2 separate regions of the Homo sapiens genome follow, and region 1 is linked to region 2. The links are chromatin contacts, found by Hi-C or POLR2A ChIA-PET in ENCODE. All regions are on one chromosome and are shown on one strand. The core of a region is the stretch at or near the end of the contact, and the rest is flanking DNA. Distances in the headings are between cores, read along the strand shown.

The links. A loop is a pair of places that touch in the nucleus more often than their neighbours do. ChIA-PET counts read pairs that join two places held with the same protein, here RNA polymerase II (POLR2A). Pooled maps may share reads with other maps.
Region 1: a loop to region 2 is called in a pooled map, with 2.8 times the contacts of the local background. The contact joins two enhancer-like sites. A Hi-C loop is called at or near these places in 2 of 50 pooled maps. POLR2A ChIA-PET finds 5 or more read pairs at or near these places in 3 of 52 experiments (MCF 10A, Panc1 and activated CD4-positive, alpha-beta T cell).

What each region holds. Positions count from the first base shown.
Region 1 is chr5:67,301,701-67,307,574 of GRCh38, reverse strand. No RefSeq gene overlaps it. Among named protein-coding and RNA genes, the nearest start is that of TILRLS, 37 kb to the right of the region's middle. Within about 2 kb of position 2,699, at least 5 of the 41 ENCODE cell types and tissues checked have a DNase peak (open chromatin) inside an H3K27ac peak, as active enhancers do.
Region 2 is chr5:68,271,217-68,276,984 of GRCh38, reverse strand. It overlaps PIK3R1 (phosphoinositide-3-kinase regulatory subunit 1), which reads right to left. Exons shown (of 16, transcript NM_181523.3): 3 at 3,503-3,595; 4 at 2,972-3,046. Among named protein-coding and RNA genes, the nearest start is that of PIK3R1, 58 kb to the right of the region's middle. RefSeq lists an enhancer at 1,774-1,823. Within about 2 kb of position 3,058, at least 5 of the 41 ENCODE cell types and tissues checked have a DNase peak (open chromatin) inside an H3K27ac peak, as active enhancers do.

The DNA of each region.
Region 1 (5,874 bases), core at 1,450-3,949, 970 kb after region 2:
GGAATACAATTATCTTCTGTCCTCTTTTGCCCCAGCATTAACGTGCATGACAGAGGTTTAATGCTGTGTTTCCAAAGGCCACAGTGAGATGAATTTAAATTTCAGTCCAAAGACCCAGCACTTCAAAGAAACCACACAACAGAGTTGTAGAGTCACATGAACCCCAAGAATGTGTTATTTTTAAATCTTCAAAATCCGCCCACTTTTTCCATATACATCACTCCCTTAGAATCTCATTACCAAAGAGCTTCTGCTAGAAGAAGCAGCATTCCAAATTCACATAGACTTCATGGCTATAGAGTTCTTCCCCACTTTTCCATGGAAATTGCACAAAAAACTGGCTTTACAGCAGTATGTCACAATGGCCTCAGGCTGCAAGCCTCTCTGTTGGAAACACTGGAATTCTTCTTAGGAAATTCCGCACAATGACCTTTTTCAGCACATAATTAGTGTGAGGTTTTCTTAAGCCATGTGCTAAGATGTTCCTTGTATAAACCTATTGGTGATCTGAAATCTCCTGTGCTCACTGGAGATTGCTGTACCACTTCTCGGAGTTCAAAAACTAAGCAGTCAAATACCACTGGGCTTTGGGGACACATAGCACTGATGTGTTTGCCAAACTAAAATGCTGTCTCATTAGAACTATACAAAATCTGCAGTTACTGGTCTGCTGAGGCTTTTTAGAGAATTTATATACATTCTCTTCACTTCACAAAAAGCTGGAGTGCACAGGCCATCCCCACTCCCTGACTCCCATCTGACTCAACTTTGTCAAGGCTCATTTTAATCACATTAAAATGTCACATATAGGCAATAAGCTTTTTCATGGGGCCTCACATAGAGGCTCTAAGCAGGACTTTTAATGCCAGTCCATGTGCTATCTCCTGTTTGAGACGAGGTTCCACTGTGCTTCTAGCTGAGAGCATCCATCCCGCCCCTCTTCGTCTTTCTCCCTTCACTTTGCCCCTTAACCACCTTGACTACTGAGGCTTGGTCTACATTTTCACTAGGCCATAGCTGGGGAGGAAATTCCCCCTCATTATCTACTGTGCAACTCACTTCCTGCACTGAGTAATCCAAGAACATTTATTTCACCAGCTAACAAGCAATTTTTCAGGCGTGGTACTCTCTCACTCCTCCAGGGAGCCCCATCAAAATTCTCTCTTTGTAAGCTCTATCCCCACCATCTCTACTCAGTGCCACCTTCCCAGGTTAACATGAGAAACGACTTCTTTGCTAATGTGAAATGGATAGCAGTGAGCTACCAACATTACAAACAAAGTGCTCGCATCTAAACATTTTTGAGGACTTAACTTTATGTCAGGCACTAATCTGTTCCTTTTCCTATCTGATTGCAACTAAAATCAATGGAAGAGAGGCCTACATCCTAGTGCCAACATTTGCAGAGTTAAGATGTGTAATTGAGTGTAAATAACTAAACCTCCCTGAGACTCAGCAGGCAATGAGTCAGTGGGCACAGAACACCATGCCCGTGCCCCAGGCCCAGCACCTTTTCTTTCTCCGGAGACTGGTGGTCTGCCTTTGTGCCCTGACTTTGATGAGCTACACTGTGAGGATCTCCAAATCCCACAAGCTCCTCAGCTCCTGACGGATCATGATTCTAGGAACTTTGGCATCCTCCCTTGTTCCAGTTTTGTTTATTCCCTCACCCCTGGCCTCTACTTTGCTTTTCTTATTCCTGGCACCATGTCCTCCTTCCCTGATCACCCCTGTCCCTGGCTCAGCCTCGCTCTCCCTGGCCAGCCCATCATGTGTGGAGGGGACCCCTCTGGGGTGTGTGGGTGAGGACTGCCCTGAGTTTGAGCACCAAACTCATGGTAGGCTCAAGGCAAAATTACTAACCAGGTGATTTGTTTCCACACATTCACCACATGTGCCCTCTCTGTTCCCCTCTCAACTTATCTCATGGACAAATCCTGGCACTTTTTCCCTCACTCTCAGAGATCTTGAGTAATGTTTTATGGTTCCCAGGATTAAGCACAAATCCATTCCAAACTTACCCACACCCCTTCCTTTGGCCATGCTTCACCTTTTCCCTATTACACCTCTCCACAAAAAACCTGCCCTTGCCAAGCGGCAGTATTGTCATCTCCTGGACAGACACTGGCCTTTAGCAAGTTCTTTCATCTCCCAGGACTTCAAGCTCATCTGCAAATTGCAGAAGGCCTCTAAAGTTCTTTCCCTAAAATACTCAATTCTCAGGCTTGAGAAAATGAGGGCTCCTTTGACAGCAACAGGGCTACGCAGCCAGTACTTTTTTTAACCTCAATGGGAGTTGATTTTTGACTTACATCATCCTAAAAAAAAAAAAAAAAAAAAAAAAAAAAAAAAAAAAAAAAAAAACAAAACTGATGCTTCATTTTGTCAAGCATAACCCTGATCTCTGTTTCAGGATGACTATCTAGCTCTGGTCCCTGGAGTGCCCACTATTCCTTAAATAGGGCATTGTGGAATAGCAAGTGTCCTCACATCCTTCTAGATCATGCCAAAGACTCATCAGGTTCTGGAATGATCCAGTAATAAAAACGTAGTAAAGCTAAAGTTGCTGCAAGTGAGAGAACATTTATGAATGAGATTTGTCTCACTGCACTAACATCAGTAAGTGAATCATTCCACCTCCCACTAGCCAGAAATTCCTCCCGTCAGATCTGCAGGATTCACCATCCAACAGTTTTTATATCCAGTTGGGAAACAGGAAGACGGGTCCCCTATAGTGGATGTTAAAATAAACAAGGTCTGGAAGCATGAGGAACCTCTTGTAGCTCTAAGAAGCTGAGACAGAGAAGGAAGTGCCTGAGCACCCCGTGCAGCATTTTTATACGTTGCCTTGATATATAAGTCAAACTCAATTTACAAATTATGACATGAATGCTAATACCCATTTCTACACAAAGATGCAACACTCTTTTCTGTTTTTTTTTAAGAGTTTATATTGCTATTCACTACAGATGAGAAGACAGGAACCGAGAAAATAAAATGTCATGAAAGTTATAGATGTTGCAGAAACCTTGTTAAGTCCTGGTTTTGCAATTTACACATATTCTATGCTCAAAGGCAACTAGGTCCTGGTTCACACTTAGCCACTTCCAGGAATTTTTTTCCTCCTTGTTTTACTTTTCATTCCTGGAGATGGAGCCCAAAGGACATACGAACCCCCTAAAACAGTATCCACATCCTTATATTTATGGGTATATGTGCATTTGTTTAGGAAAGGAGCTCAAATTAAACACCAAAGGGATTCAAAAACCCAACAAAGCCAAGGACTTCCATTCTAAATGGAGGTCTCCATCCATCTTTTAGAGTAAGGAAGTGGGTAAAATGGAGCCCACATGGATGCCTGTAGATTCCGTAGACAATTTATTCCAGGGGAGACTCCTAACAGATGTCTGCAATTGTTATCTTCAATGCTCAGTAGGACCCCAACTACATTATGTTCAAATTATCTGGTTTTGATTCAAAAAAGTATTTGTTGTCTGCCTACTTGTATCACGACTGTACTGAATATTAGTGATACAATTGGCATGCACCAGTACGGCTGTATGGGTTGTTAAAATACTGAAGTTCTTCTATACTGTCCCAGCCAATGCCCTCTCCCTCTGAACCTCTGGAGCTCCCCCAAATCCCTGATCTAAAGGGTTAACTATGGCAATTCAGAGGTCCTGCAGGACCCTATAAGCCCTGTGGTCAGTGTCTGTGTAGAGTGACTGGTCCCACTGACACAGCATTGGTTAACATTTCAACGATCACCCTGAATATAATCAAAAGCAAAAACGGATCAGACCTTGCCCAATTTTTTGCTCATAACCTGTATTAATCAGGGAAATGAAGCTGCTGTGAAAAACAACCCCCAGATCGCAGTTACCTCATGTAAGTTTATTTCTCAGAGTCCTCATACAGGCTGGCCCTATACCAACCAGGACCCCGGCTTTGACATGGATGACCTCACTTCCATGACATTCCATTGGCCAGAACCCAATCACATGGCTCCAATCTGACTGCAAAGGAAGCTGAGTAATGTATCTTCCTGTGTGCCACACAGTCTGACTTACAGCCTAGAAGGGCACATGGCTATGAATCAAATAATCACATTAATAAATGTAAAGGTGTACCTGGGACAAGCTTCTCTCTCACCGTTTTGCCCAGGGCTCACCTCTGTATGTTCCAGAGTGGTGTTTCTCAAAGATTAGGTGCATCCAAAACCTGCAGGGCTGACTCAAACCTGGACAGCAGGGCCCCACGCAACATTCCTGATTCAGTAGGTCTGGGGTAAGGCCTGAGCATTTGGTTTCTAAGAAGCTCCCAAGTGATGCTGATACCAGGACCATACTTCACCCTACTTTGATTCCCAAGCCAGTTTTCCTAGGTCATCAAAGAGGGCCTGAGTCAGGAAAATCTTTTTTTCTCCTGTTGACATTTCCAAAACCCTTCTCTCCTTGAGTGTCTTGGGTTTTAACTGTTTCCCCTCTGGGATTTTGGCATTTAGGTGGTATTGCTGTCTTTCTGACTGAGGTGAGGAGGGCCCTGAGGCTCGTGAAGTCTAGTTATATCTTGCCAGTGATGCCTTCCCTACCCCTTCTCCCTCTCTGTCCAGTGTCCTTGCCCAAAATCAGATCTCTCCAAAGCCATTCAGGACTGGCCAATACCACACTACATGGAAGTTGTCTTCAAGTACCATCCTTTCTTTTTTGTGCTCTTTTTATTTTCCCTCTTATATAAAAACTCTGTTAGCTGCAACTCTCACTTCCTTTTAGAATATTAACTCTGGCTAAAAGGAAACACAAACTAACAATTTTATTATAACCAGGAGCCAGAAAATAAACATTTATTTAAAATGTTTACTTTTCAGTTTCTCCCAGAACACTGACTCCTGGATGTCATTGAACCACTGCTTGTTGTATGTTTCATGTCCAGATATCTTTTCTTATATATGTTACATAGGCAGTGGATAACGTGGTCAGGTAGATTGGAGTTCAAACCCTATCTCTACTTCTGCCCACTATATAACCCTGAGCCTCAATTTTCTCACCTGTGAAATGGGGATAAAAATGCCAACATCATAAAACTCTTGTGGTGATGAAGTAAGGTATCATTTGGAAGCCCCAGGGATAGAAAGCCTAGGCCATATTCTTCAGGTACTTCATACACAGAGATTATTAGTCATTCAAGATGGGGTATCAGTGCCAAGTGCTGGCAGCATTAAACTGCAAACAGCACCTAGGTTTTTATACCACATCCCAATTCTAGCTGTGTGATCCTAGGCAAATTACTTACCCTCTCTGTAACTATAGGCTTTTTGGCACCTGTAAAAAAGGAAATTTAGTTGCCATCTTGTTTCTCCTGTGGGCATTCTGCAACTAAATAGGAAAGAAGATTAAATTCTTTCAGCTCCTTAAAAAGGAGTGTTCTATCAATTCAAACCTATGATTATATAATCTGGCAATATCAGCAAGTAAGCTAAATAGACTATGTGATGTAAACTTGTTTTTCGAGGGAAAAGATTAGTCCACCAAGAAGGGATTATCTACAAATAATAACCAGCACAATTTTAAATGCGAGGTTGAGTTTTTGGTCTTTCGTTTTTTAGTTTGTTTTGTTTTGTTTTAGCTGATTTTTAACCAGAAGAGCCTGAACATGAAAGTTTTAACTTGCAATCTGGTTGCTAAATATTTAGAAATGTTATATAGCAACTTGAGGATTAAACATCGATACATCATCCAGGGGATAGCCGAGGTCATTATTTTAACCCAGGGTTGAGTTAGCATAATGTCCTTTCTCCCCCAACTAATTGCACATCAGGCACCTGAGCCAGTTAGCATGTGACCCAACAGCCCCCAGAATCTGGAACTGTCCAGA
Region 2 (5,768 bases), core at 1,809-4,308:
GAGTATAATCATAGTGTGGGATTATGTGTTTCCCTACTAGACCGAGGTACGTCAAGGGCAGGGACTGTGGCTGTCACCTGCTCTTCTGGCATCCCTCAGTGTCCAGCACATACAACGTGTTAAATGTTTGTGGATTGAACTAGAAGGCTCAATCCACAAGTGAAGTTAATTCATCAAAGCCCTTTTCCAACACATGAGGTATATCAAAAGAACTTTCATAGTATATGAATAAAATTATCCTATGCAGGTCTTTGGGTAACCTTACCTTATGTCAAATTCTACTAGAGCTAGTGACAAAGTCTGTTCTATTTATCTGACTTCTGCTCTCTAAGAATCCTTTTCTGCATTGAAACTGGCCTAACGTGCTCTTCCATTAGCTATTCCTACCTGTCATGCGATGACTTTTGAAGAGCTACATAATCTTTAGGTCTGGGTTGGAGGTGTTTGCATTCTCTCCTACCTCACTTTTCACTGAGTCTACTCATGACAGGTACCCAGTAAACTCTCCAACCCTTCACTCCTCCCTCCCTCCCCCTGGAATGGAGTCTCCTCTTCCTTAGGTCTCTCCCTAGGTTAGTGGTTCCCAGTGGGAGTGGGATCCTGCCCTCTGCCATGAGCCATCTGGCAATGTCTGGAGACATTTCTGATTGTCACAACTGGGGGAGAATGCTGCTGGCACCTCATGGGTAGAGGTTAGGGATGTGGCTAAGCTTCCCACAATGCACGGGACAAGCTCCCACTCTTCCAGCAAAGAATTATCCAGCCTAAAATGTCAATAGTACCAAGGCTAAGAAAGCCTGAATTAGGTTAAATGAAACCAAAAACTGTCAGGTGAAAATCTGAATCATTAAAACTTGCATGAGACAAAGAAACAATTCATTTTAGGGCAAAATTAAAAAAGAGAAAAAAATCAAGGACTTTTGGAGTCAGAAAAATTAGCCACTAAGGCACTGAAAAATGTGAAAGAAATTATTTACCTGAGGGTCAGCTTTCTTTTCTGGTGAGTTAAAGTTACTAGGACATACATCACAAAGTTAATGTATGGATGAACTAGCATAACAGGTGCTAATAAAAGTGGGCTATTGTCTGCCATGTCTGTCCTTTTCAAAGACTGGTAATTCACAAGGTTAGTTAAAAGCCATAATTTTTTTTTTTAGGTGTAAGTGACTATTTTGGAGCTTCCTCCAGGATATTATACAATGTTTTTATGTATTGAAAAATCTTTGAGTTGGAAACAGATCTGGCAGATCCACTCCCAAGTTTGGACATCATTTATTTATTTATATTTTTTGGGGTGGGGCACAAATTTCACTTTTTTTTAGCACAGACTCCAAATGAAACCAGTTTTCTATGTGTTTTGATCTCACTGGGGAAGGAAACCTGTTGGTCAAAATGTACCATTGACGTGAATCTTGGTTGTTGACTCTATCTCACGAGTGGTGTGAAGAGTTTTTTTTTTTTTTTAAATAACTAAACTGCATCATTTTGTGTTGATCACATTATAAACCTAACCACTATTTCTCAAATAACTTCCACTTCATCGGGCTCTGATGTCTAAACTCTTCCTGTGACTAAACGTGTTCATAATTTGACCAATTTTCTGACCCAAACATGTGTCTTCATTTCAATTGGCTAAGGACAAAATTCAGCGTTTCCTTAAAGCCCTGATAAAGCTGTCAGAAACACCGAAAAACAAGCCTTTTCACCTTGAGTGTTCTGCATGTTAACTTCTAATGACCTGCTCTGTGGGAAGTGCAGGAGGCAGAGCAGCAAAGAGGATATGCTCTGTTCGCATGCAACTGATTTCCATGTACAAAGGAAAAATGGAGTTAAACATTTTTTTAACTTTTGAAACATCTGGTCAGAACATTTCAAGTGTAAGAATTTACTGATACTGATAAAGGTCTAGTCTCCTCCTTTTCTCCAAAAAAACCTCTTTTCTAAAAGTCTCAGAAGTTGCCTCATTTTGAAACTGCCTCATGCTTCAAATTCTCATTTACTGTCATGTGGGCATTCTTTGTACAATTATACCTCTGACGGAGTCCAAAACTGAGTTTCACTCTTTTTGGCTTAAACACCTAATTTCAGTTAAAATGATGTGAGGCAGTATATAATTTTTTTAAGCGTTATGAGGGAATGAAGGATCTTGAAAGATTTATAAGAAGATGACTTGCTGGAATGCTGGCAAGTAAATTGATTTGTAGTTTTTCATCTATGCCAAAGGAGGGAGTGGGTGTTTGGGGTACTAAAGCCCTCTTGGCTAAATTAATTAGTGTTATTTAACAAACTGTCCTCAATTCTTCCCAATTCCACATCCAGTGACATCATGTTGGTTAGCTTGAAATAAGCCCCGGTGGGAATATTCATGCCACAAAAATGGGCAGATGCTACAAACCAGGGCCTTTTTCTTCCTAGAGAGTTGGTTTATCAGCACACCACTGAACATAACAATATCGTGATGTTACTTAATGCACTCAACACAAAAAAAGAAAGAAGGCAAGCCAGAAAGAAAGGGAAACGGAAAAGGAAAATGGAAGGGAAAGGTAATAAAAGAAAAAGGATGTCAGAAGAGACATTTCTTAAGTGACATAGGCTTAAAAATATTTTTTAATTGATTCAGATGAATTAGATGTAGCCAAATTCAGGGTCAAGGAAAGATGGTAGATACACAGAGCGAGAGAAACACCAAGAGGTGGTTTCTCTCCTCTGCAGGACCCAGGGCCTGATGGCTATGATGATGACCAACATGCCTGCAGGGAGGCGTGCACACACTTGCAGCCCAACTCAGGAGAAAAATTTCAAAGGTTTGCACTGTTACCATAACAGGGCAGGGAGAACTGTACATGATTTGAGTTCCCTTTAAATTTAGAACACTGCATAGATTAAATTCAATTTTGTGTGTGTGCATTACCTGAAACAGAAAGCCAAGACCTGTCTTTCCCATTTGCATTTCTAGCTCTGTGACACTCACCACAATCAAGAAGCTGTCGTAATTCTGCCAGGTTGCTGGAGCTCTGTGTTCTGTATAGAGTTGAACATTCCAGACCTAGGACACAAAACAGACCACAGACCATGTATGCAAAACACAGCTCTCTGGAGAACCTGTGAGGCTGCTGCCAGAGACATTCCAGTTTCCATCCAGTATCTGTTCTAGATGTGTACCAAATATTCTTGGAAGTCAACTCCTACTATTAATCTTACCTGGCATGTTGATAATTTTGGCAAAACCATCTGGCCTCTAAGAAGAAAGTTAATCATATTTATTAAATTATGAAGAATTTAATAGTTTCCATATGGAAACTACATGATAATCTAGAGTTAGAAATTATAGACTGAGACATTTTTCCCAGTACTTAGCCCCAAACAGTTTGAGTGTCCAGCAGAGTATCTGGACATAGCTGGTAGTAGGAAATTTACTTAATGAATGCACAAGAGACAAATAATAAGAGCCATGAAATAAGGGTAGAACAAAGGAACTGATGCCCTCTAGCAGTCTGGTTACCTTTCTTTTCAATGGCTTCCACGAGCTTGATAAGAAGAGGCGGGGCAATGTCAGGAGGGGCAAACTGCTCTGCAAGATCCGGGAGAGTCAAAGCTGCAAACAACAAAATCCCACCATTGTATTTAATTTGGATAGTTGAATGCATTAGACCACAATGAAGGACGTACAAAATAATTTAATTACATCAGGCCCGAGCAAGAAGAACCCCTGCTCTGGGCTTTTGCACTTTCCAGGCCAAAGTGATATGCCCACTGCTTCTCACCTAGGGTCTACTCAGAGTAATGCTCCAGGATTTCCTGCTAAATGGCCTCTTATGGCCTTTCCCCCAGGTCCACCCTCCCCAGGACAAACCCCCCTGTCTAGGTACACCCCTGGGCCCCAAAGGTGGGGGGAGTGGCAGGATGGATGGGAGTTTGGATGTGCAGGGAGAAGCCAGGGATGAACCAGGATCCAGCTCTCCCCATAATACCACACTCTAGGGCAGAACTCTCAGGAGCCCAAGAACCTGAATTCAGATCTCTCCTCCTGGTCATTAGGAAGAAATAACTGCCTAGAAAGGATGGGACAGATTTTATTGAACAGTTGACATGATTTATAACAAAAATACTTAGGCACAGGGTACTTGGGCCTCTTTTTGCATTCTTGCCCCAAGCCTCACAAATGCCAGGTATGGGCTGAGTCTCAGATCCAGAAGCCAATATGAATGATCACTGCCCACTTGATATCAAAATAAATTTCTGTATAACTTTGTCAAAGCCTTTGTTTATGTATTTTTTGGTCAATTAGTAGTTTTTAAAATGTGGTGTTTTCGTAAACTTTTTGCATGCGTTTTAACCATTTACAATGATACCAAAAAATCTAACTGGATGACACTCATAAATAACATTCTTCAACATTACATTGATAACCTTATTCTCAGTCCAAAAAAAATAAATAAGACCATTGTAAGCAAAAAAATTCTCAAATTATGCCAGAAGAGGGAGCTAAATATATTCATCTTAAATTTGTGAAACTGCAAAATAAAGGTAAATTAAAGTCATTATGAAAATATAAGTACAACCTGTTTATTAGCCTCATTGCTTGCAGTCTTTTCTAGGAATAATTTATATAATCTGAGAAAGACTAAATATTTGCAATTTTGTTTCTGTGAGATTTTACCAGTATAGCTCTTTATTAGAAGCCATATACTATGGTAAACAAATTTCCTTTTTCTTTTTTTTTTTTTTTTTTGAGACAGGGTCTCGCTCTGTCACCCAGGCTGGAGTGTAGTGGCGTGATCATGGCTCGCTGCAGCCTCAACTTCCTGAGTTCATGTGATCCTCCCCCCCCAGCCTCCTGAGTAGCTGCGACTACAGTGCACAGCATCACTCCCAGCTAATTTTTTGTATATTTTTAGTAGAGACGGGGTTTTGCCATATTGCCCAGGCTGGTCTCGAACTCATGGACTCAAGCAATCCACCCACCTCAATCTCTCAAAATGCTGGGATTACAGGTGTGAGCCACTGCACCTGGCCAACAAATTTTTAATTAAGCCTGTATTTCAAGTACTAAAAGTCAACATAGAACAAATTCACGTTATGAAAGTAATGTTATTAAATTTTGATCTCAGAGAAGTATGATTAAGTCATTTTGCAAAAACATTCTTTCAGATTTCAGTATGCAATGTGCAGTACATAGATGGATGCATGATCTTTCCACCTAATTCTATTAGCCATTGCAACTACCCAGGATAAAAAGAGAAGAGCTATATTATGAGGGAAAATCCTACAGTAGCACTATTAGAGCTTTCTGTGATGATGGAAATGTTCTACAGCTGTGCTCTCTGATAAAGCAATGACTAGCCACAGCGGTTATTGAGTAAAATGCAGCCATTCCCAGTGAAGAACTGAATTTTTTATTTTAACTGATTTAAATGGAAACAACCATAGGTGGCTAGTGCCCATAAAATTAGAGAGTATAGTCTTACTTGCCTGCACAAGGGCAAATTTTGTCAATGGCAGATGAAAGATTCCCGAGTCAGCTTTGTGTTAGAGATCCCACTCTAAAGCTATCCCTGAAGACAAGGCATCTTAACATAGAGCTAATCAATATTTGAACTCAAAGCCCTGCAATGTTTACCACTCGATTTCCTGAGTGACTTTGTCCTACTGCAACATCACTGTAACACATCTTAGGTTTCATAGAAGCACAAACGACTGGCCATTAACTTTCCAGTCACTGTGCAGAGGGCTGGGTGGGAACTTCACCTCTCTCTGGTCTCTCCCAC